Linked DNA regions of Mus musculus: region 2 is linked to region 1. A link is a loop called in an ENCODE intact Hi-C map of the cell type or tissue named here. Cell type or tissue: left cerebral cortex. All regions are shown on one strand. Links, peaks and the distances in the headings refer to the core of each region. The heading gives the core; the rest is flanking DNA. Region 1 holds the start of Fbxl22 (F-box and leucine-rich repeat protein 22). Region 2 has its middle 8.6 kb from the start of Rps27l.

The links. Peaks named below come from ENCODE experiments on the same cell type or tissue, not always from the same donor. Only the 100,000 strongest peaks of a DNase experiment are listed, where the experiment ranks them.
Region 2: it touches region 1 in a loop (2.7-fold over the local background); 1 of 42 quality-filtered maps calls a loop at or near these places.

What each region holds. Positions count from the first base shown.
Region 1 is chr9:66,505,543-66,521,956 of GRCm38, forward strand. Fbxl22 (F-box and leucine-rich repeat protein 22) reads right to left here and starts at 9,051. Exons shown (of 2, transcript NM_175206.4): 1 at 8,677-9,051; 2 at 2,917-6,476. The coding sequence starts at 9,011. The coding sequence ends at 6,101. It overlaps Usp3 (ubiquitin specific peptidase 3), which reads right to left. Exons shown (of 15, transcript NM_144937.4): 12 at 15,067-15,185; 13 at 14,731-14,844; 14 at 14,555-14,622; 15 at 9,097-13,036. The coding sequence ends at 12,871. Herc1 (HECT and RLD domain containing E3 ubiquitin protein ligase family member 1) reads left to right here. Exons shown (of 78, transcript NM_145617.3): 78 at 2,597-3,233. The coding sequence ends at 2,782. In left cerebral cortex, for the core only: CTCF peaks have their summits at 7,840 and 8,732; DNase peaks (open chromatin) are centred at 7,826, 8,196, 8,683, 9,230 and 1 more place; H3K4me3 peaks cover 164 bases; H3K27ac peaks cover 2,111 bases.
Region 2 is chr9:66,929,328-66,945,741 of GRCm38, forward strand. It overlaps a transcript of Rps27l not described here. Among named protein-coding and RNA genes, the nearest start is that of Rps27l, 8.6 kb to the right of the region's middle. In left cerebral cortex, for the core only: a CTCF peak has its summit at 9,742 (motif pointing left); a DNase peak (open chromatin) is centred at 9,738.

The sequences.
Region 1 (16,414 bases), core at 7,419-9,918:
GTTTTCCTTCGTGCCCTTTCCATCTGGGCCTAGCAAGCACTGCCCTTTAAGGACAGTGCCCGTGATCTCCCTTACAGGAAGCTCTGGGATTCTTTCCTGTGCTTTCTGCCTGATTTCCTCTGGGCCTCTGCTCTCTGGCCCAACACTTACAGTATCTCTCTCCTCCTCTTTACTCAGCAGTAGCCCCTCCCCTTCCTGTGTGTGGGCACCCTCTAGCAGGTGCGTGGTGTTTGATAAGGAAATGGTAAGGAAAATAAGATGCTACACCCAGCACTTTCTTCAATTTCAGTGCCCTGTGTTCTTCACTCTCTTGCTGCTCCTGGAGGTTGCTGTAAACCAGTGATTCTCAACCCTCCTAATGCTGCGACCCTTTAATACAGTTCTTCATATTGTGACCCCCAACCATAAAATTATTTGACTACTTCATAACTGTATTTTGCTACCATTATGAATCATAATGTAAATATCTGATATGCAGAATATTTGATAAACTACCCCTATAAAAAGGTCTAAAAGGGGTCCAGACTCACAGGCTGAGAACTGCTCCTGTCGACAGAACTTTGCCTCCTGCAGCCTCCAGCTGGAGCCCTGCTCCTGGCTAGGGCCGTGGTTCACTGGGACTGCTGTGCTCTGGGATGCTGTGAAAAGAGCCTTTCCATACATTTGCTGCATGACTAGCCAGAGACTATAAGCGGCCAATCTGTTTTGTTGTTGCACAGTGAAGTGGGAAGGGGGTAATAGTTTCCTTCTGGTTAGTCCTCGGAATGATCCTTGCCTTGACTGTGTCCTAGGCTGCCCAGTCACCCCAGGAGTTACTGCTACTAATCCCCTGCCTCAGTAAACTGACTACTGGGGGTGTTCCTCTATGGCTCTTGGGTCACTTCTTTAGTACCCACATTTAAGTGTCTGAGCCATCTGATGTCCTTCCCTTCCTTGATGTCCTCAGCTTTTCTGCCCATATCTCTGGCATCAGTGGCTCTCATATGGAGGCTGATGAGCCTCTCATACATGGAGGATGCAGATCCCACCACTGGAATGCAGCCCAGTTGTCAGGGTGCTCTGAGGAAGAGCACAGATTCAAAAAGAGCTAGGGAGGAAGGGTGGGGTCAGGATGTAGCCAGTAGGAAGTGCTTCCCTGGCACTCACAACCCAGCACTGCAAGGAGAGACATTTACTATTAAATACTGTGTAGCCAGCAGTGGTACACACTGTGATCCTAGCACCTAAGGAAGGAGTTCAAGTTAGGGCCAGCCTGAGCTACATAACAGACCCTGTCTGTCTTAGCTTGGGTTTTACTTCTGTGAGCAGACACCATGACCAAGGCAACTCTTATAAGGACACCTTTTAACTGGGGCTGGCTCACAGGTTTAAAGGTTCAGTCCATCATCATCAAGGCAGGAGCATGGCAGCTTCCAGGCAGGCTTGGTGCAGATGAAGCTGAGAGTTCTACATCTTCATCTGAAGATATCTGCTAGCAGAACACTGGCTACCACATGGTTAGGAGGAGGGTCTCATTGACTACCCCCACAGTGATGCACTTTCTCTAAGAAGGCCACATGTCCTAGTAGTGCCAGTCCCTGGGCCAAGCATATTCAAATCACACTGTCTAAAAAAATAAGAATCATAATTATCATTACTGTCCTTGCAAATCGTTTGGAAAATGGTTGTTAGCAGGGTGGGTCAGAGAAGATATATAACCTGCCCTCTAAAAGAAGCCATTTTCAGCTGTGTACTTTAAAAATTCTTTTTTAAAGCCAAGCATAGTGGCATACTCTCAGTACTTAGGAGGCAGAGGCAGGTACATCTTTGTGAGTTCAAGGTCTGCCTGGTCTGCATACTGAGTACCAAGCTAGCCAGAGTTATATAGTGAGACCATGTGTTTAAAGGGGGCGGGGCTTTTTTTAATTAAAATTTAAAAAACCCTCTTTCCAAGCCGGGCAGTGGTGGGATACACCTTTAATCCCAGCATGCAGGAGACCAGAGGAAGGTGGATCTCTGTGAGTTTGAGGGGACAGCCAAAGCTATACAGAGAAACTCTGTCTTGAAAAGCCAAAAAGAAAAACAAAACAAGAAAACGCAGCTGTGTAAACACATCCTCATGATGGTTAGTTAAGTGCACACCTTGGGCTTCACTGCTTTTCCCCACCATCCGTGAACAACAGCGAGGGGCTTCAGACCACACTGCAGCAGAGAAGGGGTGAGGTGCCATGGACAGGACCCTAGCCCCTTCCACTTCACTCTCTGTGGGGATCCCCACCATGACCTCAGGCCTGCCTGCCCCTTGGTGGACAGCAGGGAGCTCTCAGCATGCTCTTCTCTCTGCCAGGTTCTGGTCTCCCAAGTAGCCCTAGTCAGGACTCCACTTTCCATTGCAGGCCATTGCAGGAAGTGGGAAGGAGGATGAAGCCCAACTGAAAGTGTCCCCAGCTGCGACAGTGGGTCCTCTGTGCTTTGTGCTGAGACCTACTCTCTGACTCCTGCAGATCAGCCAGAAGTCAGGGAGAGGCTCTCTCCTGTCTTGGGTGGTAATGAGTAGCCCCATGCTCCCTGGGATGGCAGTGCACTTGTTAACAGCTCTTGGTCTGTCTCTCCACAGCCTTATGACAGTCTGCCTACCTCACAGACCTGCTTCTTCCAGCTGCGGCTGCCCCCCTATTCCAGCCAGCTGGTCATGGCTGAGCGCTTGAGATATGCCATCAACAACTGCCGTTCAATTGACATGGACAACTACATGCTCTCAAGAAATGTGGACAATGCAGAGGGCTCTGACACTGACTACTGACTGATGAGGGTGCTGTCACCCACCTTTCTCAATAATGCTCACTTCCAATTTGATGTTGGTATACTTTTATGGTAACTACATAGATGTTTTAGGAACATAAGCTGATACAAACAGTGGCCACATTTAGTTACTTCAAATGAAACAAAGAAATTAGATGGTTTTATTTTTCTGTGATTGTACAAAACAAAGAGCAGAAACTGCTCAGTCAGGTTTTCCTCTGTATTTTTTGGTCACTGTGGATAAGTTTGCATGGAGCCATTTTGGTGTATTTTTAGTTGAGAATGATACATTTTTGTAAGCCCACCCAGTGAACATGAAATTGTACATTGTGTATAATTGTTCATTAGAAAGGACAGTTTTACATGAATATTCATATATTTATTTTGTTTTAGTTTGATTCGCCTGTGCAGGGTTCCTTATGCAGAGAAATAAAGCAGATTCAGGAATCAGAGTGGGGCCGCTGTTGTTGATCCAGGGGTGCCTAGGCTAGAAGTTGAAGCAGACATGAGCCCAAACAGAGTGAGCTTTGCAGTCTGCCAGTGTCACCTTGCTCTCTGGGCCATTCAGAAACTGGGGACAGATTTCTTCTGAAAAGGATACCTACCGAGGAGGAGCCGGGGCTCTCACACCTCCCTCCCCTTGTGCTGCTGGCATCCCGGCCTACAGCAGAGCCTCAAGCATGGCTGGTGTGAGGCAGCACCTCTGTGCCAATGTACCAAAGGACAGCAAAGGGGACAGTGGTCCAAAAGAGACAGCTGTGCACATGCATCAGTGAGTGGATGGGTGGCTGACAGTGTACATTCATACAAGGGTTAGTGTGTGGATGAGGGACTGAGACAGAGCCCCACTTGGTGTTTAACCCAGCCCTTGTGGTCAGTGGCAGTTGCTCATCTGTCCAAGAGTGCCAGCTGAGTATGCCGGGTGGTGGGAAAGAGGAGCCCCCTTGCTGTGAGGCTCCTGCTGCAGTGTACCAGAAAGCATTGGAGGTCAGTAGGCAGCTTGTCTCTTTTCCTCCCATCTAATCTGTGTCACAGGCTGCTTCCTGTGGACTCAATGAAAAGGCCATTGCTGACAGCCTGCTCAAATAAGGTACCAGGCAGAGAAACGGGAAGGCAAGTTTACCAGTGGAAAGGCGAGTGCTTGTCTTTCCAAATCTGAAGGAACATCCCTGATAAAGCTGAGAATCCAGGCATCATTTTATTGAAGTTTTCATATGGAATTGGTTCCCTAGAAAAAGATTCAAGTCTCTGGGGGGCACCGGAGACTTCTAAATAAAGATATGCCCTTAATTCTGGACTTGAGGTAGGAAGGCCCTGCTTGTGCCTCTAGGCTTTGTCCTAGTGACAAGCAGTCTGCAGGCTTCAGTTTATTGCCATTGAGAATAATGCCTTAACCGGATCTGGGCCTTTGACAGAAGATTTGCTCTGCCTGGAGACTGTGGGAGCACTCTAGTAAGATGGTGCCCGACAAACCCACTTGTCTCAGGTCTGCAGAGATGCAGATAGCATGGTGATGCTGCCTCTTAGCTGGAAACCTGCATGCTTGCTTTGAGTTTTTGTTTGTTTGTGTTTTTATTTTCCTCTTCTTGATTCTTGAAGACTAGTGTTCCTTATCTGTAGAGCAGCCAGCCATTGGGTCTCAGGGCAGGGATTTGGTTTGCCTTGTAGAGACTTGTGTATTTCCTTAATTGCTGGCCTCGTTCAGTTAACAAATACTTGCCAACTTATGTCCTTAATCAGTCTCAAGAAAACATAAACCCTCTACCTTCAAAAACCAAGCTTTTCCCAGATGTCCATGAACATGTGACCTTTGTCAGATGAAGCTCTGTGTCTGCCAAGCTCAGTATTTAGCAAAAAAGTATGTGTTGGACATTTATTGGGAGAGCAGGCAAAAAGGGGCCTGGGGACCATTTGGTCTTCCCTTTACAGATCTGGGAAATTAGAGCCCAGTTTTCTCTGGTTTTGCTGTCAGTAAAGGGTTAGTGGCTTACCCACCTTCCCTGAAGGTGGCATGTGCTTGCTGAGCTATGCCTGCCAGTGGGAACATCGTCAGCACAGTTGGAACACTCCACTGGGAGCTTTCCCAAAGATTAGAAGGCATTACACCAGGCCACGACTTGTGTACCCTGATTCTGGGTGAGGCACTGCCACAGCTCAGAACCTGGCAGCAGCAGGAAAGTCCCTCAGCAGTCCCCAGGGCCTTGGAGGCTATGCCTGCCACACGTGCCTGAATGTTGTTCAGTGGAACTTCACACACTTTCGCTGTTTGGTGGTCTGGCTCCTGCTGGCATGCGGTTACCTCCAAGGGCTCATTTTATCCTCCTCATAATCTGTCCTTTACACTTCCCTCCATCTGGTTCTCTACTCCTCTCCCTGCTTCAGCCATGCTGATCTCACTGCTGTCGCACATCCCTCGAATGCTTCCAGTATGGTGCCCTGCAGTTTCTTGGACTGTAGCACTTTCCATATGGCTTGCTTGGCTCCCTGGCTGGTTTCATGGCTCAAGTGTCAACCTTCTCCATGACATTTAGTTTGGTTATCCCCACCCACCCCACAAGCCTTCTTTTGTACCAATTATTGTCTCCCTAGAATAGGGGTTCCACGCGAACAGAACAGAAAATTGTCTTTTTCTTGTTTTCCATTTGGGCAATAAATTAAGGAACCTGTGGATAGGGATTGGGAAACCATGTCACAGAAATCTGAAAGAAAAAAAAAAAAAAAAGAATCTGGCTGCAGATAAACGAAGGAGTCTTGATTATAGATGGCAGCCAGAGAAGCCTGGCTGAGCTTCCCCACCCCCTAGCTGTGCTCATTTAACCTGCTTGCCCATCCCCTGCCTAGAGAGGGAGGCTGCTGGGTGAACTGAGAGGGCCGTGGCCACAGGGTCTTGGCAACTAAAGTGAAGTTGACCTAGAAGTCCAGACTCAGGCCAGAAAAACTAGTCTCATTTTTTGCATCAAGTAAAAATGGTTCCCTATCTAAGCACTTTTAACTATGGCTACTACTTTAAATACTGGCTTTTTAAAAGTGATGCTTTTTTTTCCCTTGTGAGAAACAGGAGAAATAATAGTAACTATCAGTCATGCAGGGACAGGAGTGAGTTTTCTAGAATGGCTTGTGCATCTCGCACGGTCTGGCAGTGAGCAGCCAGGGAGACTCTCATTTCGGGTTCTCCCCTCAGCCATTCGCAGGTTCCTCGCCAGCTTAGAAAGCAGCCCCGGCGCTACGGCGAGTCAGCGCGCCGCGACGGGGCAGACGTTTAAAGAGAAACCCAGAGTTTTACATGCATCCTCTCCTTTAATAGCGCGCGCGCGCATCCTCAGTAGGAGCCCGTGGGGTGAGGCATGCTTTGTCTCCCCGGTGCAGCCGAGAAAGCTGAGGCAGCGCACACGCGTGCGCGCGGCGGCTGATCGGGTATCATGGCCGCGCTGCGTTCGGCGCTGAGGCGCAGGTTCGGGCAGGCGGCGCGGAGGCGGAGCAGGCCGGCGGCGCTCACGTTGCGGCAGAAGTCCACGTGCAGAGTCTGCAGCGCGCGCCCGTGCGCGGCCACGGCCGCCAGCGTGCGGTTGGTAACGCGCGCGCAGTTCTCGAGGCGCAGCGTACGCAGGCGCGGGCAGCTGAGCAGCAAGCGCGCCAGGCAGTCGTCCGTGACGTGGCCGCAGCCCGACAGCGTGACGGACGTCAGGTTGGGGCACCTGTGGGGAGAGCGGGGTGACACGGGGCTGAGGCGCAGCAGAACTCCTTCACAGGAGACTGCAGCGAGTCCGAGGGGCTAGGGCTGTAGCCAGGGCCCCCGGCCCCTTCATCTACGGGGTCCATTATCAGGGGTCTTTGAAAGGGACAGCTGTGTGCCTTTGATCCTCCCCGAGGCTGGGATCCATGCGTGACAGGGACTCTGTGGGCGGAGAGGTCTCCTGGGGTAGTGGTTAGTGACTGAAAACCATAGTGTTGGGTCAGACCGTCAGCTCGGTTGCCTGCAACAGTTACTTCGGCTTTTGGGTCAGCAGCCTGAAAGCCAGGGCCGCTAGCGCCAGGCCCTGGAGTTTGTAATGTGACCGGACTATCACTGAACCAAAGTTGACTTCTGTATGGTAGAAGAGTTGGGCAGTGTGTAGCCATGCACCTGTGAGGACTGAGGTTCGGGTGAGCAGAGCCCACTACTGGCACAACCCACTTTCCTAGAGCCCAGGATGGTCACGTGGCTTCCTCCTTGGGCGGAGCCTCCAGTGGGCCTGGGCCCTGTGGTCGAGGAGCTGAATGTGGATTGGAGGGTCGGGTTCCTTTCCACACCACCCTCCGCTTAGTGCCTTGCCTGCACCTAGCTGGGGCAGCTCATCTCCCTTGTGCCTGGGAAGGTTTAAATTTAAAGTGTGCTGGACTTGGTACCATTTCACACGCCGAGCCCATGCCTCCCTCATCATGCACGCTACACCTACTACACCAGTTTTGTGAATGAGGAGACTGGCTCCCGGTGGCTCAAGTGACTTGGCAAGTTACTCGTGATGGTTATGAAGGTGCATTTAAGCCCTCAGCATATTGCCTGATCTGGCCTTAAGGTTTAGACTGAAACCCAACTAAGGCAGAAGAATTCAGAACAGCTGACTCTCTTACACCCCCAGCTCATTTTACCTTTCTCAAATTACTGTCACTCCATCCTCTGGTCCTGTGATACAGATTTTCTCATTTTGCAGAGAAAGGTATGAGGTGGGCGTTTAAACATTTGGTCTGAGGTCAGTTATACAATATCAGAACTGGAAACTCAATACCTTTGCACTTTCTTTGACACTGGGGACAGGTGCTTAGCAGATCCTGTAAAAATCGAATCTTGCTGGTTTCAGGGATTAAACCTGGTTATCTTCCAGCAAGAATGAACCACTGTGGGATTGTAACACACAAACACACACACACTCTGCCCATAACCTTGCAGCCTAGTGAAACCCATCAAAATGGCCTTGCCTGGTCTTGTCAGAGCCAAGCCCAAATCCAACTTGGGAAGAGAACAAGTGAAAGGCAGGCCCCTGTAATTACTTTCTGTGGTGAGGCCAGCCCACAGTGGTACTAACCCTAGATGGCAGCAGCTAGCAACCACCCATGCTTCTTAGCTAGCAGGGAGCTCTTTCTCCTCAGCAGCTGGCACAGCCATGTTGGCCATAGCTTCCCTGCACAGGAAGGTGTGACTGACCCATTTTGTGGCTCAGCCTGTGCAAGGGATTGGGGGGAGGAGGGAGGGATGTGTGGCATCAAAAGATCAAATAGGGGATTTTTCAGGGCATCCCCTATTACGGTTTATCTCAAATTCAAATATAACTGGGTGGTGTGTATCTTACTTGCTAAGATCTGGCAGTCCTACACTGGCACAGCACACTATGTCTCAGAGTATCCCTTATGCCCTGACAGTTGAAATCCATCCCTGAGTGCTGTGCAGGACAAGTGTGTTCCCCAGAGGAGACGCTCACTGCTACTTTGCATAGGCTTTGCTTCAGCTTACCTGAGCACCCTAGCTCTCCTTCCTTAGCAGCAGTTCTCAGGCCTCGGTAACTGCATTCTTGTTTGAGGAATGGTGTTTATTTTTGGCCAAATTAGAGGCCTGAGCCAACTGATGCCTTTGGGAGCCTGACCTTGAAAATCCAGGCTCAGCTGAACCCAACCAGGCCTTAATGGCTGCCAGTGAAGACAGCTGCTCCAAGGAGCCGCTGAACCCAGCTGAACTCAACTTCATTTGCCACAGCAGCATTTTTAGGAGCTGAGAGTGAGCCGATTTAACCCAACTCTTTGGGCACTGGTTGTCTGCCTTGGTCTCAATCTGAGCCATATTGCTCTTGGAATGTGTGCTTCCCAGCCCTCCCTGGAGCCAGGGCCAACAAAGCCACAGTGCTCAGGGGCAAGGTGGCCTACCTGTTGCACACCTGCAGGAGGAAATCATTAACCAGGCTCTCGTGCTGGCTGCAGATGCTCCTCTGGAGGGCGCTCTTGAGCCAGTCCTCGATGCTGCACACCTGCACACGGCTGGAATGCCAACAGATGGACAGGCTGCGCAGCGCAGGGCTCAGCCGGAAGTTGTCTTTCTTGAGCTCTGCGAGAGAATGGAAGTGCAGCAGGGGCCAGAGGGTGGGGTCCTCAAACACATCTCGGAGCTGGGAGCAAGTCCTGGAGAGGCTCCTCCGGCTGTCCTTGTCCAGGAAGGAGAAGAGACACAGCAGACACTCCCGATTGAGCTGGGTTATGTGCATGGTGAGTGGTGGCCGCACGTGAATGCCCAGAAAGGGTCTGACCTGCCTCCTGCTTCCTCCCCAGATCAGGACTGGTGGACATATATGGTTGAGGAATGGTGTTTATTTTTGGCCAACAACTGGTGCTGAAGCTCGGGGTGGGGAGGGCGGGTGTCAGGATCCAGACTTACTCGAAGCCATCTGTGGTTCGGCTTATGTTCAGAGGGCCTGAAAGTCCTGGCAGAAGAGCAGCCCATTGAAGTTACAAGTTTTCCTTAAAAGGGATTTCTTTTCCTCTGAGCTGATAAGTGTTGAGCACAGGGCTCTTGGCTTTTACTAAGGTGTTTTCATTGGAGGTAATTAGCGACAACAGCCCTTCCTGGGCTTGCAGCCTTTCTCCTAGCAGGACAGTGAGTATTAGCTGTTAGGTATCAGAGTGTGTCGGTGCGGCTCCTCTGCTCACCCTTGCTAGGAAGAGGTCATTTTTACCATGCCCCAAACTGTGAGTGGAATCTGAGGATCATGCTTGGTACTTTAGCTCAGGACACTAATGGCTACCTTGCAAAGATGAGCTATCTTTAAACCCCAATGGCAAGGCCCAAATGGCTCCATTTTTACCCTAAACTGTCATAAGATTCATCTGAAATGTTATTTTAAAAGCTAGCACGTGTGTGTGAGACAGACAGACTGGTGCATGTGTTCTTTTTCGTGGGTGATTTGCAGAGTTTCATTATCTGTCCTAGATAGCATTCCCCAATATGTGAGGGTGGGCAGTTTCTATTTTTGAACACTTAATTGAAGTGTAAATAACTGGAAGTGAACTGCAAGTCTGATGGGTTTCAATGCTTGCACACAGCCCCCAGCTGCCCTGCTTTTTAGGAAGCTGTGCTGCAGATCTGGAAGTATGAAGCTGCTCTAAGTGCATACAACTTGGTGGAAACCTAAGACTACTACAGCTTCCCCTGAAAGAACTCCACAGAACCCCTTAATGACTACTCCCCTTTCCTCCTGCCCATGTAGGCTACAAGACTGGCCCCTGATGGCTGTTGCTCTGCCATTTCTTCTTCCTTCCTCTCCTCCTCCTCTTTTTTTTTTTTTTTTTTTTTTTTGGCTTTTTGAGACAGGGTTTCTCTGTATATCCCTGGCTGTCCTGGAACTCACTTTGTAGACCAGGCTGGCCTCGAACTCAGAAATCCGCCTGCCTCTGCCTCCTGAGTGCTGGAACTAAAGGCGAGCGCCACCACTGCCCGGCTTGCTCTGCCTGGAAACAATCCACAGAAGAGCCCAGCTGGTGAGGCGGGACTAGGATGTGATTCGTCTGCAGCCAGAATGAATGGTAACGTGCACAATGACATCTTGGCATCATACAGACTACTAAGTCTTAATGGCCAATGATCTTGGCATGGCCACCACTCCCTTGAGGGCTACTGCCCAGTGGTGACAGTCACACACACATGTGCCTCCTCTTTCCTGTGCTGTGGCATCTTCTCGGGGCTGTCAGAAGACCCATGCTCTGGAAACAGTTCCTACCTGAGCCTTTCCAAAGCCTGGGCAAGAGGTGACTTCAGCAGTTGGAGGACCATGAGAGAGTTTAGGGGACGGTAGAGGTTACAATGGGTTAAACATATAAAGTAAACCAAAGAAGTGAAATAAATCTGAGCAGGTACCACAGGTGTGACACACGACACTCAACCAGGGCCAGCGCATATGACTGGTTTAATTACATCATCTGCCACTACACACTGAGTAGAATACAGTGGATAAGCTTAGAGTTCTCCACCATGGAGAGACTTGTGTTGCCACAAACTGTTTCTATCCCCACCTGTGTGGGAGGACTTGGAGTTTCCTGTTGCCATGGGCTGACAGGACAGGATATGCATGAGGCCCTGCCTCAGCATACGCTCTGAGCAAAAGTTGCATGCAGGTTAGAACACACGTGGGAAAGCCCTAGACAGTACAGAGAGAAGCCTGTAACCGGTGCAGTAAGGCTAGATTTAAAACAAATAGGCACATGTACTTCATCATGGGTGTTCAGATGGGCACTGCATATGGGTGCAGTCACTTTCTCAAAGAGTCTTCATGGTGTCACTCAGCCATTGCTGCTTAAGTAAAACCAAGCAATAAAGCTGCTACAAAAATTCCAGAGATGATTCATTCCCTTGTATGCCAAAGTGTTGCCTAATGACCACTCTCCCCACAGAGCGGCCCAGTCTGCTGCTGCTGCTCCACCTGGCTTGACAGTGCCAGCTCTGTGTGCGTACTGTGTAAGTCATTACAGTTGCCCAGTCAGAGGCAAAGATATAAATGCCAGAGGAGCCTGGATTAGTGGGAGCTGTGTGCAACGTTAGATGAGACTCATTTAGGCTTAGCTGTGATGTTATCACAGTTCTGATATATTAGAGCAAATCATTCGACCCTCGATCTGTGGCTCAAACCAGCAGAACTAGAGCTGCACATGCCTCTACCTCATGGAACTCAGCACACTTCCTCTTCCTGCACTAAATCTAAGTTGTAGTGCTTACACATGTCACAGCTTTGTTGTTCTGCATAAAATTTAGACCTGTGTTGTGCAAGAGAACCCTATGGAAAGGTACTTGCCCTGCACTGTCCTGTACCCAGCCCTGACATAACTAGTGTGACCAAGGACACACTAGTCATACGGTCATTGTACTGAGGGATTCAAGTTAGTGTATTAAGGTACTGATCCAGAATGTAATTTCTGTTCTGAGGGAATGAAGATTTCTGTAGCTAATATTAATGTGGAATTGAGCCACGTCTCCATCAACTTCACTGGACAAGGAAAGCTACCAAACTTACTTGTAATAGAAAAAATATTAGTAAAAAGTCTGCATGAAGTGCATTTTGTCCCTCGAGGAGGTGGATGTGGAACAGGCTGTGTTGGAGTTGTACACTCTGACTTAAAGGTTTCAATACCTGCAAACCGAATCACTGGCCTCCAGCATTTGCCACTAGCTGCCTTCTTTAAATGGTCCAAATAGTGCTTCTAACCTATTTCTGTGAACAGTATTTTTTAAGCTACTGAATTTAATAAAAACTATTCTTGTTCAGAGACATATACTTTCACCTGGTTCTGCTTCAGGCAGGGAGTGAATTAAAACCCAGAGCTTCTATGACTCCACTTCTGCCTGGAAGTCAGGTCTGGGGGGTAAGACCTCACCTCTGATGGTCAGACAGATCCACCCACAGGACATACCTCTACCATGCAGCTGAATCGCAGGGCTTTTAAACACGTATTTGCACTTGTCAGTGTTCCTAGCCTGTCTGCCCCCAAGAAAATATTAAAAGAAGACCAGAGACAAGAAATGGAGCAGTTCTGGAACTCTAGCACAGGTGCAACGGGACTGGCAGAGTTATTTAATGCTGAGGCACAGCAACCCTGAGACACAGCAGTGGTGACGGCCTGGTCTGCAGTCGGAAGGAATTCCTGAGCAGTCACTGTGAAACCGGTGGGCCACAGACCTGCACACACGATCCTCACGATGGAGTCGCTGACCTGGCTGCTATGAAGACAGCAGTCAGGGTGGCTCTCAGCATGTGAGTATAGAGCAAATGCAAATGTGCCTCGGTGAGAACTGAAAACATTAATATAAAAAGTCAAACAGAACTAAGTTCTGGAAACTACATATAAAAATTGAATTATTACAACTAAAGCAGCCAATCAAAATGCCTGCTGAGGTTTTCTGGTAGAACAACAACAAAAATTAGTTGGTGCTCATGTTGGGTAAGTCACTACCACTGACCAAACTAAACCCCAAACTGGAAATTGAAAAGTGCATACTGAAATTTGACTCTTGGATCAAGTATTTATGGAAAATGGAAATGTTGTCCGGTGTAGTTGATGACTCATGGTCAGGAGGTATTACAGTTTTTCTGCTCCAGCTCTGGCCTGACGCTCCACATAAAACAGAATGTAGGCCTTTGCCTTCCCAACGGTCTCCTCATCAGTCACTGTCACAGTGCTGTCATTGAAATGGAACCAGCGGCCTTCGTGAACTGCATATGCTGTGTAATGTCCAGAACCAACCCTGTAAAGAAAAGGCAAAAAGTTAAAAAAAAAAAAAAAAAAAAAAAAGACTATAGAGTAAAATAGTAAACACAAAAAGGTCTGGTGTTGCATGCCTTTAATCCTAGCACTTGGGAGACAGAGAAAGCTGGATCTCTGTGAGTTTGAGGGCAGCCTACTCTACATGGTAAGTTCTAGGGCTACATAGTGAGACTCTGTCTCAAACGATGAGAAAAGTCTACAGAAGTCACAGAAGGATCTTTACAGCTGAGCAGTGTTAAAGGTCATCAATTTTCATAAGCACAGTAATTAGAGAATAAATCCTAAAGATCTCTAATTTGAGATGCTTAGTTGAGCTCTTATGTTTACCTTCCTCTAAACCCAGACAAGGAATATATTGACACTGGGAAACAATACACCAACTGACCACAAAAATGAATTTCGAGAACAAAGAAGATGGCACTGAGCCAGTACAGAAGCTAGGGAGCTGTGGACATGCTTGTAAGCATTTGAAAGCATAAGCGGAAGCCTCTTGTCTAGTGAGACGAGAGCAGGTGCCCTGGAGACCTCTACAGCTGCTACAAAGATCCTTAGCATAGTCTTGTTCTCCCATGTACTGTGAAGAAAACAGCGGTGGGGGTGAGGCTATATGAGGCAGTCACCGTGGAATCCATGCAGAGAGGACACAAAACTGTCCAGTGCCAGCAATGTCAGGAAGACACTGCAACAACCCAGCTATAAAACAAGAGTAGGAAGTCAAGGGGGAAAAGGATAATTATTGCCAAATACAAAGTTGCCAGAGGACTGGCAGGAAGGATCAGACAGACTGGAAGACAACTCAGCAAAATCTCTATCTTTAGCAGGGATTCCAGGAATAAAAAGTGAGGCAGAATATAAAAATATTTCCATTAGTAAAGACACTAAGAGTGTCTCTTAACTACTAATGTGGAATATACCTGATTTTTCTTATGTCTATGGAAATCCTACAAACTTAGAAGCAACAGGATGCTTATAAAGGAGGAGGACTCAGCCTCCTGCCAGACTCACAGTTTTGACAAGCTGATGGAGCCACGTCTGCAGTGAGGGAAGGAACTGTGACATGGGTGGTGGCCTGCCCGAGGACACTGGTCCAAGTTTGAAAGTAAAATAATGATTCTTTACCAGACCAGAAATGAAAAGGGCACCCAAAGTACAGCTCAAACTTCCAGGATGGAAAAAAAATCGGATGTTATTTGGCAAAACTAAAAACTAATCTTTAAAAGTAGATGACATGGTACGTTAGTTCAAATATTACCACCTCTTCAATTTGAACTGGCATAAGGAACTGATTTGTAGTGGTACATAGAAAAAGATGGAGCATTCCTGACTCTCCTTCCTTATGTTCCTCATGCTTCACAGCATCCTCGCAGCATCCTGCACCCCTATAATGACCCAGAATCCATTTTTAAGGAGTACTGGGACAATTGGTGTGTAACTAGAAATTGCACACCATCTTGTATGGCTACCAAGTCCTCCCAACTCCAATAAGCTGACAACTCACCCAGAGCCATGGTGTACAACCACAGCAGCGAGGTCATACAGGCAACTGTCTGGACCACTGTTCTCCGGCTACAGAAAAAAAAAAAGAGGGTACCCCAAGGGCTCAGTTAGGAGCAGTTGTCAAGGGCAGCCCAGTGCCTACTTCTCTGTGAAGATTTCCTCCCCTGGCTTCCTTACCTCTAGTAGGTAGCACTTCATGTCCAGGCCTCTCAGTGGGAATTGAACGTATGTATCGACTTTGTTTCTTAAATATGCTGTCCAGTGAAACCTTTTCAGGTGCAAGCACAGTGCCTGGTGACAGAGTGGGGTGGAGACTGAGAACCGACTCCAAGGTGACTCACCTTTCAGTGCCTACCCAGAACTACAGGCTCAGGACATTAGGTGCCCCAGATTCTCTTCTGATGACACCGCTCTCTTCCTGTGTACCTTATAAATCATCAAGAGGTTTCAGTTTTGACTGCAAACCTCACAGACCAATCCAGAACTGCACCTTATCTGAAACACATCACTGACCTTGGGAAGTTTTTGAATCCAAAACTTCTTTGTGGACTTTTGTTTCTTTTTGCACTTATGGCACATATACAACTCTGTCTCATCAAGTTCCTCTAGGTCAGTGAAGCTGCGAAGGCAATCTGTGAAAAGATTGGGGGTTGACAGCATTACAGTGAGGTGGCTTTTATAGGGCACTGTGAGGAAAAAGACTACTTTGAAGTAAAATGACCCAGGTCAATTCTAAAATGAACATTGACGTGGTGGCGCACGCCTTTAATCCCAGCACTGGGGAGGCAGAGGCAGGCGGATTTCTGAGTTCGAGGCCAGCCTGGTCTACAAAGTGAGTTCCAGGACAGCCAGGGCTACACAAAGAAACTCTGTCTCGAAAAACCAAAAAAAAAAAAAAGAGTGTAGACAGTTAATCTCTGTCCTTTGTTCCCTAGATAAGGCAGAGCTTCTATATTTCTTTTAAAGATATTAATTAATCTGTTGTTTGGTAAACTGGCCAGCCACCTAGCTCTGTAGGTGAGGCTCTGTTCATACACCGTCTGGCTGCTTTTATACCGCAAGAGAAGACGAAAGACCTCTGTGCTCACTGGGCCTGTACAGCAAATGTTTCTGAACTCCTGCTACGGTTAGTAACGTAGAATCTGTCTATGAAAGATACATATTCTGTGTGGAAAAATACAAATGTTTCTGTACCCAACTCTCAAAACAAGAAACTGACTCTAATACTTGAGAAACCTGAGTCTACACCATGTCTGGTAGAGCTGTGGAGTGGAGACCCCTGCAGGAGCTTCGTCAGATCCAGGTTATTAACTTTCTCAGATTCTTCCTGATCGTGGACCCCAGCTGCTGTGTATTTAATCTCTTTTTTGGGGGGGGGGGGTTCGAGACAGAGTTTCTCTGTGTAGCCCTGGCTGCCCTGGAACTCACTTTGTAGACCAGGCTGGCCTCGAACTCAGAAATCCACCTGCCTCTGCCTTCCAAGTACTGGGATTAAAGGCGTGCACCACCACTGCGGGTCTCTTTACTCATTTTTATAAACTGTGCATTCTTAAAACAGTGGGCTTCCTTGGTAACTTGGGTAGCAAGTGAACTTGGCTAGGCAAGGAAAAGCAAGGATTTCACTGCTCTCTGGAGTTTCAGGTTAGTTAGCCTTGGTCTCCCTGCTCTAGGGCCCCTAAGGGGAAAATCAGTCAGGGCAATGTCTAGCTGAGCTTAGGTGTGGCCTGATACTTGATGGGCCACCATGGATCCTAGACCCATGCATTTGTCACTGTGCTTTTGCTCCATGATACCAACACCTTCGAGCCACATATAGACTCCCGCTCAGCTTCACTTCCTCCTCTAAACCTTTCTCAGCTTT
Region 2 (16,414 bases), core at 8,681-11,180, 430 kb after region 1:
CCCTGGACCACCTGTTCTCCCACATCAATCATTAAGCAAGAAGATGCCCCACGGGCATCCCATAGGCAGCTGGGACATTAATGGAGGCAGTTCCTCAGTTAAGGTTCCCTCTTCTTGTGGGTCATCTAGTATGTGTCAAGTTGACCAAAATTAACCAAAGTGGGGCCCTAAAACCCACAGGCCTGCAGAAAAAAAATCTCTTGACTAATAGTTAATGCTTCCATTTAAAAAGATCAAAGGTTCTTCTGAATTTCCTTATCCAAAGTCAGTAGGAGCCGGTTCCCGGGGCTTTGAACCTGGCACGCATGTGGAGGTTAGAGGACAACTTGTAAGAGCTGGTTTTCCCTTTCTGACATGTGAGTCCTGGGGACTGAACTTAAGTCATCAGGCTTTTTGGCAAGCTCCTTTATCCACAGAGCCATCCTTCTGGTCCTTCCTTTCTTTCCTCTCAATTACTTCTTGGATTGTGGCTGGCTGTTAAAAACTAGATACCATTAGAAACTATGTTTCTAGGACTAGGGATGTAGCTCAGTGGTAGAGTGCTGGCCTAGCACATGTGAAGTCCTGGGTTCAGTTCCTCCTACTAAGAAAAAGTATATATTTACCATCAGGTTTCCTACTCCTTAGTCTCTTCAACTAATAATGTGTGTGTAGGTGTATGTGTAGGTATGTGTGGCTTCAACTAATAATCAGCTGAATGGTGCTGATTACTGTGATAGTCAACAGGGCCTAGAATCACCTAGGGAACTGAACCTCTGAGCATGTCTGTAACAGAGTTGTTAGACTGGATAAATTGTGGTGGAAGGGTTCATCCTTACTATGGGCAACACCATTTCATGAGCCTGGATTCCAGATTTAAGGCGGGGAGAGCAGAGGGTGGCTGCTCACCGGCATCTCTCTCTCTCTCTCTCTCTCTCCCTCCCTCCCTCCCTCCCTCCCTCCTCACTATGGATACAATGTGACCAGCTGCCTCCTGCTCCTGCAAACATGCCTTCCTAACGTGACAGGCTGTACCCTCACTATGCAAACCAAACCAAACCCTTCTTCAGGTTGCAATTGCTAGGCATTTTGTCACTGCAACAAGAAAAATAAGACAAAATCCAAAATCCCAGTGCCTGACTTGAGTTGTCTTCGGGTCTCAATTCCTGCTGCCCTTGCTGTTTCCGGTGAGCGGTTTCCCTAGTTGCAGCTGTCACAATACAGAAGGTGAGAAGTCAACAAGCAGAAGTGGCCAGGTGTGGTCGCTGACTGAGACTCCTGGCGGGCCACCTGTCCTCAGGGGACCACTCATCTCTCAGCTGGTCTTCTGCTTCCGATATAATCACACCAGTTTATTGCAGTGTTTCTCAAAGTGTGTACCTAAGTTACTGAATGAATCAGCAGATGTTAGCCTGTTATAAGAGAAAGGGTTTCGTGGCCAGAACCTTTTGAGAAATGGTGTTATATATGATACTGCTCTGTCAGACCTGACTCTCAGAGCCTTTACTACACTGAGGTTCCTGGAGACTGTCCACAGCAGGGTGTGGCGCACTGCACCTTTTAGATCACTTGGGATCTATGTTCTACAGAACATAGGTTGGGAAACTGGTTTCATCTAAACCCTTCATTTAAGATACCAAGATACCAGACTGTGAAGTCCCAATGTCAAAGATAAAAATCACGTTGTTTACAGGAAGCTATCCAGAAAGTGGGCAGAAGCCCTGACTGAAGACGCAAAACACCGGCCCCCAACTCCTGGGTTCTGCTTAGTCCCTGGGCCACACCTCCTGCTGTCATCTCTACCACCAGCATATCCACACAGGGGTCAGCCCTCAGCTAAGGGCCTGAGGTCCCCAGCTACTAAACTAATGAAAACCAACATATAAAGAAGCATGTTTACCAAATATTTCAACAGTGAAAGAAGAAAAAAAAAAAAAACCCAAACTCCTCAACTCTCTTTTAGAGGCTGACATTGTCTATCTTCCTGAACCACTCTCCACCTCACATGCCAAAGCAGGGTCTCCCACTTGACCCCAGAGCTCACCTACGGGCTTCGCTAGCTATCAGCTTTCCCTGAAGATGGAGTTTCCACTTCTGGTCACTGTGTTATAGGCAAGCCACCACACCCACTTGACATTTACATGGGTGCTGGGGAGCTACGATCCCTCCTCAGGATTAGTGGGAGCCATCTCCAAACACCTAACCTTGACTCTTCAATGAGCATTTTGTATGCGGTTTTGGAAACAAGACTAATGTCATGTAATTAAGGTATTTCTGCTTTTTTCTCCTTTCCTGCTATTCTGTCTTTTGGATGAGTTATAAGTTATGTCAGAGGGTCCCATCATGCCCAGGATAATTTCCTATACTGGCATCTTAAATCCTGTAAAATGATCATCCTGATGAAACATTATTAGAGATGAATTATTTAAATTTCTTGAGTGGGTGAATTAGATTCACATTGTATCTTAAATGATTAAGATAGTGTCTAGCATATATTAAGCACACAAAGATAAAAATGTTTGTATTAATTAGAAATTATAATCTTTTGATTTGGTTTTATTAACAGATTTAAATTATGGTACTAATACACAGCAATACTAATAGTATTGCTTATCCATAAACAGTCTCCTTGATGTATTTTTGGTGGAAGACCATGAATTCTAATTAATGCCTAAAAACTCGGACTTTTATTTTTTTTTTTTTTAAAGATTTATTTATTTATTTATTATTATATGTAAGTACACTGTAGCTGTCTTCAGACACACCAGAAGAGGGAGTCAGATCTCGTTACGGATGGTTGTGAGCCACCATGTGGTTGCCGGGATTTGAACTCAGGACCTTCAGAAGAGCAGTCGGGTGCTCTTACCTGTTGAGCCATCTCACCAGCCCAAACTCGGACTTTTAGACCCTTCATTTCAGACACTTGCCCTATAATGTAGAGTTCTATATGTACTAGTACATAGGTTCATTTCTATATTTGACATTGAAACACACAGATTCAGAAAAACAGTGAGTCTGTAGATAGGTCCTATCTTCCAGCCACTACTGTTGTATTCTTTGTATTTTCTTTTCTGACATTTAAAAATTGTATTTTTCTGTTTGTTGTATATGGATGTGGGTGCACCTGTGTGTGCGTGTGCACATGGAGCTCAGAAGACAAGCTCCAGGGTCAGTCCATGGGTGCCCTCCACATTCTGTTTGAGACAGGGTTTCTCACTGGCCTGGAACTTTGCCAAGTAAGCCAGGCTGGCTGGACAGTGAGTGCCAGAGATCTGCCTGCCTCCGTCTCCCGCCACTCCATCTCTAGGATCATAAGTGTGCACTACAGTACCCAGCTTCCTATGTGGGCTCTACAGATCAAACTTGATCCTCACACCTGTGAGGCAAGTGCTTTGTCCACTGAGCCATCACTTCAGCCTGTGGTTCTCTGTGTTCGCCCATTTATTAACCCTTGTCTTAAAAGTCTTGGTTACGAGAGCTTAGTCATTCATTTTATTTATTTATTTATTCATTCATTCATTCATTCATTCATTCATTTAGGAGATAGGGCCTCACTTAATCCAGGCTGACCTCAAACTCCCCGTGTAGCCAAGGATAGCCTTGAGCTCCTGGCTGTCCTGTCTCCACCTCCCAAGTGCTAGGATTACAACATGATCCCAGTTCATGTAGTGCTGGGGATTGAACTAATATATGGCTTTGTACATATCAGTCAAGCACTCGATCAACTGAGCTATGTTCCCAGCGGAGTCTGAGTTTTAGTGTATAGCCATCTGTCTTAGTTGGAGTGTTACTGCTGTGAACAGACGACACCATGACCAAGGCAACTCTTATAAGGATAACTTTTAGTTGGGGCTGGCTTACAGGTTCAGAGATTCGGTCTATTATCATCAAGACAGGAACATGGCAGCATCCAGACAGGTATGGTGCAGGAGCAGCTAAGAGTTCTACATTTTCATATGAAGGCTGCAAGCAGAATACTGGCTTCCAGGCAGCTAGGAAGAGGGTCTTAAAGCCCATGCCCACAGTGGCACACCTACCCCAAGGCCACACCTCCAAACAGTGACACTCACTGGTCCAAACATATTCAAACCACTACACCATCTCTTGGGATCTGTGGGGAAATCAGTTCCTGGAACCCTTTCAGATTCCAAAAACTATGGATACTCAAGTCTCTCATATAAAATAGCACAGAATTTTCCTATCACTGTCTCTTGTGAACATTCAGTCATCTCTAGATTACTTATGCGTGTCCTCCTAGTCTATTGTTAAGGAGCAATGGCACGAAAGAAGTCTCTGCACGTTCAGTATAGGCACTGCTTTTTCCAAGTGTCTCTAAATGTGCCAGTTGTATCTGCAGATGTAAAACCCACAGACACAGCGAGACAACTAAGAGGGTCTGGTAATGATATTAAAGTGTTGGTAGGTGGCAGATCACTTTGTCATGGGGTCCTAACACCCTGTTTCTGTCCCAGCAGGAGAAACTCAGAGGATTATGTATTTATAATTCACTGAGAACCACTAAAAATATGACATGCCTGTTTTCAGGCAGTTCAAGGTCCACACTGATGCTCTGGGCTGCCCTGCTGCTGCTACCCCAAGCTCCTCTCCCCAGCCGAGTTCTTTAAGCTGCTTGGACTTAAGCATCGAACATTCTACAGGCCTCTTCTCGGCAAATCAGGATGAATGAGAGGAGGAATGGGGCCAGGTTTCCTGGACTAAACCCCACTTCACTTCAGCAAATCCCTGGGCCTTTCTATCTGCTTTGTCAGCTGTGAAATGAGCAGACTGATTCAGCCCTGCTTCAGAGGGCGACGAGTGGCAGGTTTAATTAATGATGATTGGGATGGGCTTTGTGATGTAAAGTTGTTCATAAACGAAAAGGAGCAGTAGTGTTATTTCACTCCAAGTCGGCTACATTTGGAGTGCATCCCGCTTATGGCTGCCACAGCTAAGCCTTCAAATCCTGTTCGCAGGGGTGCATTTCCCCGGACAGAAAGCAGGCTTGGTAATAGAGAGGCACAAACACGAAACCAGTGCACGTCTCACGTGTCTGGTTGGCAGGCAGCACCAAGATCCACTGGGTCCAGCTAGTGGCAGGTGATAGCTGTTTTTCACAACCCAAAAGAACAGTGTGCATCCATTTAGACTCCAGGCTATTCTGGAAAGCTCCCGGAGATCGAAAGCATCAGACTGGTAGACAAAGTGATCTCCATTGATCTCCCTGGCAAGTAGTCTTCTGGCTTGTTCCGGTTGGCAGCTCACGTTGATAGTATTTTTGTCTGGGTCAATTGTGTACTGAACACAGGCAACAAGGATCAGGGCCCTCGGGGGACTACTCCTGTGTCTTATGGGGATCGCATTCAGTGGAACTCATAGGGACAGAGCTATCTGGTTTACCAGAAGTCATGCTGGTCCATTTGAGTCACCCTGGGAACTGCTCATTCCTTTGACCATAATGAGAATGTTACCTCTCCCCCACAATTCATCTAACAATATCTGCAGCAGTACGTTGTAACTTCCACACATTTATTGGATTTTGGGGTTAGGATAATAAATATCTTCAGAGAGTCACATGCTGTGTGTCGGGCCCCAGTTGGCGATGCAACCGAGAGGTGACTGGAACACAAGAGCACACGCTTCATCAATGGGTCCATCCCATCCATTGATGAGTTCCTAGATGAATAGGCTGGTAGCTGGTGGGGCCATGTTGGAGTAAGTAGGTCACTGAGAAATGTCCCATATGGGTCCAGCATGTGAATGTTTGGTTCCTAGTTGATGGCAAGGCTGGAGGAGCTACATCACTGGAAGGGAGCTTTGAGAGTTTAAACCCTGACTGTGCTTCCTGTTTACTCCCTGCTTTGTATTTGATGAAGATGGGAGCACTCAGCTTCCTGATCTCACTGCTCTGCCTGATAGTCATGATGAAAACTTACTCCACTGGAACCATAAGCCAGAAGAAATTCTTTCTCCCTTAAGTTTGATTTTGGGTTATGGTGTTTTATCACAGCAAGAGAAAAGCAAATGGTACACTACGCATGCTCTCAAAAGTTGTATCTGGTCCCCAGGCCCCTTTTGACCTTCTCTGCTTCTTGGCTGCCATGAGGTGAGCCTCCTTCTCTGTCATACTCTGCCACCACCATGGTGGTCTGTCTCAACACCAGCATAAAAGCAATGGAGTCAACTGGCCATGAACTGATACCGCTAAAGCCAGGAGTTGAAATAAGCCTTTCCTCTTCTGAGGACCTTTCTTCTGGATATTTTGCCAGTGGTAAAAATCTGTCTTAGGCTTCATAAGACCTTGTCTCAAAATAAAGTGTCTAATGAGACAGTCCATGTGAAGAACTTAGCATAGTATCTAACACAAAACAATTGCATAGGAAATCTTTCTGCCTGTTTCTCTCCCTCTGCCTCCTCTTCCTCCTCACCCCTCCTCCTCTTGTCATCATTAATTACAGATTATAGGGAAAGGAGTCTCAGTTGCTTTTCAAACCTAGAAACAGGTTTTAAAAACCTGGCCCATAGCTCCTTTAATGCTGTCTTATACCTGGGGCAGGAATCCACTGGGATCAGGACCTCTAGGTTTTCTGCCTCTCACCCCTAATTTCAGATTTTATTATTTGGTTCCTTGAAGTACGATTGAACCAATTCTCACATATTCATGATAGCCCTGTGTTAAAAGGCTTTTTGCAAATGAATCGCTTGGGTTTTGTGCATATTCATTTTGTAGGTTGTAGAACCTGCTCCTGGGAACACTTAGATCTTGTCAACTGAGTTCTTAGCATGCCTGCCATTGTCATTTCAACACTTTCTTCCTTCCATGCTTCACCTCCAGATTTGATTATTCCACATGAGCACAGCCTGTTTTTTTTTTTTTTTTTTGTAGAGATTTTTAAACATAATATTTGTATCGATTATTTGGGAATATCACATAATGTTCCCTGATCACTTTTGCTTCCCAGTTTTCCAGGTCTTCCCTCTACCCCAGTGACCTTCTGCCCATCCCCTCAAACCTAAAGATTAAAAAAAAGAAAAAAGTCCATTTTGTGTTGTCCATATAGTCACTGGAGCATGTTCAAACTCCCTGTGGCCAGCCCCTTCAAGAAAAACGAATCCTTCCCCCTACTGAGCCCCCCACCATTAGCCATCAACTGTGAGGGACTGTACACCATCATCCTTATCACAATTTTTATGACTTCTCTTTAGTGGCTTCCTGTATAGGTTGTTCCTTTTATTAAGGGACAGGAGTTGTCCCAGAAGCCTTCTGTGTCTCCCTTTTTTCAACTGTGCGTCTGCAGTCGTCGATACCACTGCAGTAGAAGTTTCCTTGTCCTTCACAGTCAGCTGGAGCACAGACCACACACATCCACCTGGCCTCCAGTGTCAGCACACGCCACAGACCTCAGCATGGTCTCTGGTGGCAGTGCATGCCATGGATACCCATACAGTCCCCAGGAGCAGCCCAGTCCATGGACATCTGCATGGCTTTCAGTGATAACACGGGCCACAGACATCAACACCCCTCCCCAATCCCCGCTGCAGACCCAGACATGGGTCCCAGCAGCTGCATGGACCACAGACATCATTATGGCCTCAAGTTGTTGACATCTTTCCCCCTGAGATTATGGAGAAAATGTTTTCTATAAGAAACTATGACCAATGGGTATGGTGGCACAAGCCTTTAACCCCAGTACTTGGAGACAGAGCTGATGGATCTCTATGAGTCTGATCTCATCTACATAGCAAGCTTCAAGCCAGCCAAAGCTTCACAGTGAGAGAATGTCTTATAACAAACAAACAAACAAACTATATTCAATTAACATCCCATGTTTCAGGGAGAAGACAGAACAGCAATGGACAGTCTAGAGAGGATTTCAGTGCCACGGGAAGTCGTGACAATGCTTAGGAAGGAGTAGTACCCTGTGGGGTTCCATTGACCTATGCCTCCTTTCCCCAGGCCCCTCTACAGGAGCTACTATCACCTCAAGTATCTCTGCTGCCCTGGCCACAGATGGTTGGGGCAGACACTGTAGAGCCACACTGAGACAATGATTCTCTCTCTGCCACATTTGGAATTGGGACAGAGAACTCTGGTCAGCCACAGTTGGCCTCAGAAGTAGGACAGCATATAAAAGGGAGGTGAGGCCTTATTCAGTGCGTGCACAGGGAAGCGAGAGCAAGTGGGCTGTGGAAAGAAGAAACCAAAGTATCTGGGAGAAGAGATGAGAAACTAGGTTGCCCTGGGAGGGTAAGGGAGGCAGCCAGAGGATAGCCGTCTTCATTCCCAGTGGCCGGCCTCTCAGGATTCTGTTCCCACTCCCATGGGGCTTGGCCCTGGCACATGGCCAGTGCTCAGCTCACTTTCGGCTCAGGGCAAGTGTGAGAAGTCTCGTTTACTTGAAACTCAACAAGCCAGAGCTAAGCCCATAGGCGGGCAAGGAGAGGGGCTAAGCCAGGGATCTGCTGCATCACGCTGGCCTGGCTTGATGCCCACCCTGGGGTTTTTGTCACGATGCCTGACAGTGGCAGGCACACAGGTAATTCCTGATGGTAAGATTAGAGGTAAAAAATTATGGAACGATGCTCTCTCTTCATCTAGTCATTTCCTGGTATATTTTCTTGTGAAGTAGGGAAGTGGGTGGGATTATGATGCTACACTCAGGGTTTTGTCTAGCCTGGGATTTTTCTATAGGGCAATCTGTACCTCCACTGTACCTCCAGATGACACTGATCATGTATCTTTCAGAAACAAACAAACAAACAAACAAACAAACAAACAGACAGACACCAGCCATCAGGAACATCCAAATCCTATCCAGCTTCTCCAACAATTGATCAGGCCGAGTTCAGGGACTCTGACTCTGACATGCAGGTATGGCCCTGCCCCAGATTCAAAGGTAAGTCCTGTGTCTAGCTAAATGCTCTGAGGTACCCTATTACAGTAGTTCAGGGACACAAGCTACTGTGAATTGACTTCTTGTCTTCTGCTTTGATGACAAGAGCGAGTCCCAGTTCCCGGTCACAGAGCTTGCTTCTTGATGGTTAGGCTTTCATCCCTAACCAGGCTTCTTCTATCCTTCAAAACCAGTCCTCTGAGGCTGGAGGGATGGCCTTATCAGTTAAGGAGCGCTTGCTGCTCTTGTAGAGAACCAGATTTGGTTCCCAGCACCCATGTCTGGTAGCTCACAACCATCTGTAACTCCTGCTCCAGGGAACCTCTCTGGCCTTCAATAGTTCGATATCAGCACGATGGGATTATTTACACAACAGAAATGAGAAAAAACTATGGACCAGCACACATAGACCTTGCATGCCACAAACTCATTTGCCAAATGCCATTGCTTGAGATTATACATTATACAAAGCCTGCTCAGCTGCCCTCATTCATAACAACAGGCCTCTACTGGGTACTTGAACAAGACATCATCATAATTTGACATGTTTAGGACCCATGCTTCATGTAGAGACATTTTTGTGTAAGAGGAATTTAAGTAATTTTAATTCAGTTAACTAGTTTCAGATGAATGCAATATTTAGGAGAAGATACTAAGGGTAAATAAACTCATGATCAATTGTCTAATACACTGTATACCTTCTTCAGGAAAACCGATGGTACCCATTGACTGTGTCTGAAGGAAATTACATAGCTATGTGTGGAGTCATTAGCACAAACCAGGCAGATGGGGAAGTCTCCTGAAACAAAGATGACCTACCTCTCTCTTGGCCAGCACATGTAGGACAAGTAGCTCCTTGCGCCACCTACTGGAACTTGAAAGGACAGTCTCTTTTCTTTTGATGAAATGCGTTCTTTATACAGATGGGAAATATTCACGTTACTTAAGGTGGAGCTAATGTAAAGACATTGGATCAACAACATAAGATGTAGAGGCCTAAGTCACTTCTTCCTTCTTCAGTACTGGGACTGAGCCCCAGCTTCATGCACACTAGACAAGCACTGTGTCACAAGGTATAGCTCTAGCCCTGAAAAAGAACAAGAAATTAGTTATGAGATAGGGTCTCTGATCACTCGGGCTGGCCTTGAATTCACTCGGTATCCCATGCAACTTTGAGCTTACAATTCTTATGCCTTGGTCTCTCAAGTGGCTGAGATATAAGCCTGTACCACCAGGAGGTCCAGCTCAAGCTGAGATCTTAATTTTAAATTTATTTTTATTTGTTGTTGTTGTTGTATGTATGTATGTATGTATGTATGTATGTATGTATTTGTGTGTGTGAATGTGTGCACATGCACATGCACATGCTTGTGGAGGTCAGAGGACAACTTTGTGGAGTTGCTCCTCTCCTTCTACCTTCCAGTCCATAAACTCGGGTTGTCAGGTTTCCATCACAAGTACTTTTACGCACTGAACCATCTTACCAGTTCCCCAACTAGTTTTTCAACTATTGACAAGCATTTGGGGTGGTAGCACATGCCTTTATTCCCAGGACTCAGGAGGCAAAAGCAGATGGATCTCTGTGAGTTCCATGCCACCCTGGTCTACAGAGTGAGTTTTAGGACTGCCAGGGCTATGTAGAGACTCTCTCTCTTTCTCTCTCTCTCTCTCTCAAAAGTCAACTAGCACAATGAATTGTAGTTAGCATTTATTAAACGCTTACACTATGCACTGTTTCATCTGATGAGACACTTTATGAAATTATTTTTATTTTAGGGGACTGAGGTGACAGTGGGCAAAATTCGTGTCACTTAAGCATGAGAACCTATGATCCCCAGCACCCACATAAAAAGCCAGGCATGGTGTGTAGGCTTGTAAGCCCAGAACTGGGGAGACAGGAGGATCCCCAGAGCTCTGCAGCCAGGCATCCCAACTGACCCAGTAAAAAGACACTGTCTCAACAAACTAGATGGACAGCTGCTGAGGAACTTACACAGTTTGACCTCTGGCTTGTACACACATGCACATGTATGTGCATATACATTTTACACACATGTACACACATGTGCATATACATTGTACACACAGGCACACATATGTGCACATACTTATGTGCACCCACACATATATGCATACCTGTACACACACACACACACACACACACACACACTTCATTTTATAGTCAAGAAAACAGCTTTCAGTTAAGTCTCCATGCTCCCAAGAGAGGGGTTTACATTATCTGCCCTCTGTATGTTACAGACATTCCATTAATAGTGGAGTTTTTCGTTGTAAATAATGAAAGCACCATTCATTCTACTTAACACTTTGAGCCCTTTAGCTACAGCCTTTTGATCAGCTTTTAGCTAAGGGAAAATCGGAAAGAATTCCATTTATTTCGCTTATGCACACTTCCCAAGAGAAGAAGCCACATTCATTGTGTTGTCATCAATCCCCAAACAAGTACAGCTTATTCTCCCGGTTCTAGAAGTGAATTAACTGAAGACTACCCAGAATTCAGAGGTCTTTGGGTTTTTTTTTTTCTTCATCCAAAAAATTAAGGGAGGAATAATAAATGGCATTCACCAGGAAAGATCCAGAAAAGTTGAAACTAGAAGGATTCTAGCTGAACCACACAGCTAGTCCACAAAGAGCAGCCATCGAGTCAGCTGTGTCAAGTGGCAGGCTTTCGCAGCTCATTTCTAGCATCTGAGGAACGAACAAACCCTGACCTTTGAGTGGCATGTGGAATTTTAAGCGAAAGAATACAGACAAAGTATGCATGGGACAGCAGTGGTTATTAAAAAGTGATTAATGTAGGCAATAAGAGTCCACAAAAGGGAGAGGTTCCAGCCATTCGTTTATGCTGACCTCAGAGCATCTTTCCTATGGGCTGCAGGATCACCAGAAGCTTGGAGAGAGTGCCTTCCTATGACTCAAAGTAAGTAGCTCTGTTTCTTCCCTGGTGGCTTGGGCAGACAGAAGGTTTGCAGGCAGAGATGGCAGGGGAGATGAGGAGAAGGCCAGAGACTTGACCCTGGAAGGCTGGCAGGCTAGATTCTAGGAGATCTCATCTGGCTACTAAAGTTCCATTTGTTTGTTTATTAAGACTGGGTCTCACTTTGTAGCCCAGGCTGGCCTGGAACCCTTTCAGTAATTCTGCCACTGATTCCCAAATGCTGGAATTACAGCCACACCCATCACATCTGGCTGAGTTTATTTATATATAACATTTAAAAGAGGGGTACTGAACTTCTGGCTCTTATAAATAAGGCTGCTATGAACATAGTGGAGCATGTGTCCTTGCTATATGTTGGAAAATCTTTTGAGCCTGTGGAGGCCTGATGCCCCAGCATAGGGGAATGCTAGGGTGGTGAGGTGAGAATGTGGGGGGGGAGGGGGAACTCCCTCATAGAAGCAGGGAGGAGGGGGGATGGGATAGGGAGTTTTCTGAGGGGAAACTGGGAAGGGGGATAACATTTAAAATGTAAATAAATGAAATAACCAATAATAATAATATATAAAGACAATATAAGAAGAACTATAGAAGTACTTGAAAAAAAGAAAAAAGACCACTCACTGTTCTTGAGGTTGGAAAGTCCAACATCAAGTGCCACTTGTTTTGGATGAGGATCTGTTTGTGTCCTGAAAACTCACAGCAGTGCTTCTCACCCCTAGCTGCACATAGAAATCACCTGGAGAGGTGTTTAAAGACAGTCACGGGATCTCTCATTTAATTGTCCGGTGCCGCTGCTTTGATGCTTCTAATGTCCTATTAATGTCCAGCATCCTATGGTACAGGAGGGCAGGACTCGCTGGCATGAGAAGCAGATGCCCCTTGCAGGGGAAGGTGGATGATCTCTTGCTCCCATCAAGAGAAATATTCTTGTCCCTGGAGTAGCAAAAATCTGACATTCCCACTTTTAAGGTAAAAAAGACTCCAGAAAGAGGCAGTGTGTGGCTGGCAGTGTGGCTCAGGGAGCATGTGTTCAGCATGTGCCTGGCCCTAAGTCACACCCTCTGCGCCATACGTAGAACAAAGAATTCTGTAAGTCTAGTTAAGGCTTCTTATTTGGGGATGTTTACACACATCTCTGGAATGTGATGAGATTCAGATTCTGGCTCTGAAGATCCTCGAAACTGCCCTAAGAGTCTCTGTTTCTAAATGGTTAGTAAGTTGATGGGATGCTGCTGGTCTGCAGAGTGCAAAGGCCTGAATGGCTAAGCCCTAACAATGGTTAGCATCCTCCTGTACATTTCAAGCATAGAACAGGGAGAGCCTCAGGCCTGTCACACTCTGGGGTTCCAGGGGCAGGGTTGACATTGTTAACTGACTAGATTAAGACTGGGCAAGGACTGAAGAAATGCACTGTGGGGGTGGGTGGGGAGTGCGCTGGGGGACTGCCCACAGAGGACTGCCATGTGTGATGTTGACTGGGTAGGGTTGCAGGTTCCACCCTTAATTGCACCTTCCAGCAGGCTCCAGCCTGGATAAAAAGAGAAGCGAGATGGAGGCTGTGGCCATATGCCACTTTCCTTCTGAGTGGGTATGGCCATGCTGCCGTCATTGTCTGACAGACTCTAGAATCCTTGGCCTTTTAAGTTAGACTTAGTACATTGGACTCTCCAGGGAACTTCCAGACTTTCCAGATTGTGACTGTTAAGGCAGTGAGCTTCCTGAACCGGGAAGCCACTGGGTTCTCAGTTTCTCTAGCATGACGACAGTCATTGATGGACTATCCAGCCACTCCCTGCTCTCTGTCCCTCTCCCTTCCCCCACCCCCATTTTCCTCCTCTTCCCTTCCTTTTCTCCTCTTCTTCTCCTTCTTTCCCCACCTCTCTCTCAGCTCTATCCTTTTAGAGAACCCTAATGTTTAATAATTTTTTGAGAGGCTTTTCAAGATAGGGTTTCTTTGTGTAGTTCTGGCTATCCTGGAACTTGCTCTGTAGACCAGGCTACAAGATCCGCCTGCCTCTGTCTTCTGAATGCTGGGATTAAAGAAAGGTACCACCACCGTTGAAATTCAGATCCAAGAAAAACAGCTGAGGTGCATTTAACATACCAAAATGGACCTGGCCTTCAGGTTCTCCCAGCATCCCTCAGTCTCTCTCTCTCCCCCCACCCCCTCCCTCTCTCTCATACACACACATACACACACCTTCCCTGGCCTAATTCTTTAGGACCAGTAAGCTGCTTCCCAATAAACCTACCTTTATATATTCTAATCTGACTTGAATTGACTCATTTCAATGGAGAAATAACTTATCCACCACCATCTGGCAGAAAATCCTAATTCTTCTTCTTGCCTCACAATCTGAAATTAAACACATGTTCTAAACACTATTTATCATGTGTGCCAACACTGCATGCATGTTTATTAAAGTCAGAGGACAGCTCTAGGGAATCCAACACATGAGTTCCCTGAATCAAACTCAGGTTACCAGCTTGGTGGCAAGCACCTTGCCCTCTGAGCCATCTCACAGGTCCCACGGTTTAAATCCTGATATAGCCAAGGCCTTATCTATAAAAAGGTTCTTTATATGTTGTTTAGTTGTGAAAAGTAGCAGTAAGGGAAGAAAACAGTGAAAGTTAAGACCAGTTCCCAGGTCTTCCTTCATTCAGCTATTATTTCTGTAAGACATTACCATAAATATAGTGGTTTAAAACAATACAAATGCATAATGGTAAAGTTCTGTGTTTTGAAAGTTTGACCCAGATCTCACTGGGTTGAAACTGAGCAGCGTGGAGGAGAGCAGATTCTTTTTTTTTTTTTTTAAAGATTTATTTTTTTATATGTAAGTACACTGTAGCTGTCTTCAGACACTCCAGAAGAGGGAGTCAGATCTTGTTACGGATGGTTGTGAGCCACCATGTGGTTGCTGGGATTTGAACTCCGGACCTTCGGAAGAGCAGCCTGGAAGAGCAGTCAGGTGCTCTTACCCACTGAGCCATCTCACCAGCCCAAGAGCAGATTCTTTATGGAGATTCACTCCCTTGGTTTGCTGCTTGTACCAACCTCCCACATTCCTTGACTCGATGTCTCCTTCCTCCATCTTCAACGTCAGTAGCAATGTCTGCTGTGGTGTTAGCACACACCTGCATCCCAGCATGCTGGACACTAAGGCAGTAGAATCAGGAGTTTGAGGCTATCTGAGGCTATATAGCAAGACCCTATCTCCAAAAATCAAAACCAAAACAAACACCGCCAACCCCCACCGCCATCCCCACCCCCACCCTATTATGGTGAAGAAACTTCATGGCCAAGGCAACTTCTAGATGGAAAGGTTTATTTAGGTTTATGGTTCCAGAACAGTAAGAATCCATCACCATCATAACACGGATGTGTGGCACCAGGTAGGCATGGCAACGGGAGCAGCAAGCTGAGAGTCACATTTTAAAGGACAAGCGTGAGGCAGAGAGCAAACTGGGAATGTAACTCTTTTAACACCTCAGAGCTGGCTTCTAGGGACATATTTTCTGCAATGAGGCCACACCTCCTAAGCCTCCTAAGCCTAAACCGCACCAACTGGGTCTCAAGTGTTCAAATGGCAGAGACTAGGGCAGGCATCTCATGCAGACTGCAGCCTTAACTGTACTCGTCAAGTAACCACAGACCATGGACATTGAGACATTGGAACTTCTAGGACCATTATTTTCCCCGTACACACATAATAATTTACATAGTTATCTATATCACCATATTTAGTATTGACTTACAGTTTATTCATTTTTGGTGTTCCAGAGATGGCCCCATATGGCTGAAGATGATCTTGAATTTCCAACCCTCCTGCCTAAACCCCAAGTGCTGGATTATAATAAGTGTGCCCCATACCCCTAGATGTATCCAGTGCTGGAAATCAAACTCGGGGTTTCTTACTTACTGGGTGAGCACTCCTCCATGAGGGAATGCGGTGTTTTAATTTTCTTCTGCTTTATGCAAATTGAGTATTATACATCTTTTTTTTTTCCCCAAATTGGTAGGACAGTCTTAGGGTCAAGCTTATAAATGGTGTATGTGTGTGTGTTTAAGCCAGGGGGTCAATATCAGGTTTCTTTCTTAGGTGCCACCTACCACGTTTTCTGAGACAGAGGCATATCAAACACAGCAGCAAATGGGATTTGTTTAAAAAACTATTTCAGAGCAAAGCAAACCGGAGGTGAAGCCTATCCGGTGCAGAACTTCAAGTCTCACTCCTTAGAAGGCACAGACACAAGACTAGAAGTTTGTTTCACAACCCGTCAGTGGGATCTTTCTAGTTAAAAATTATTTATTTAGTGGTGTTAGGGATTTAACCTAAGGCTTCATGAAGGCAAGGCAAGCATGCTATTAGCTGAGCTACACCTCCAACCCCAAAATCAGATTTTTAAATTTAATTATGAGTGTGTGTGTGCGCGCGCGCGCATAGGGAGTGCAGTGCCATAGAGATCAGAAAAGACCTGCAGATCTCCCTGGAGTTGAGTTTGAGGCAGTTTCGAACCGCCCAGCTCGGTTCTGAAAACCAAACCCAGATCGTCTGCGGGAGCAGTACACAGTCTTAACCAACAC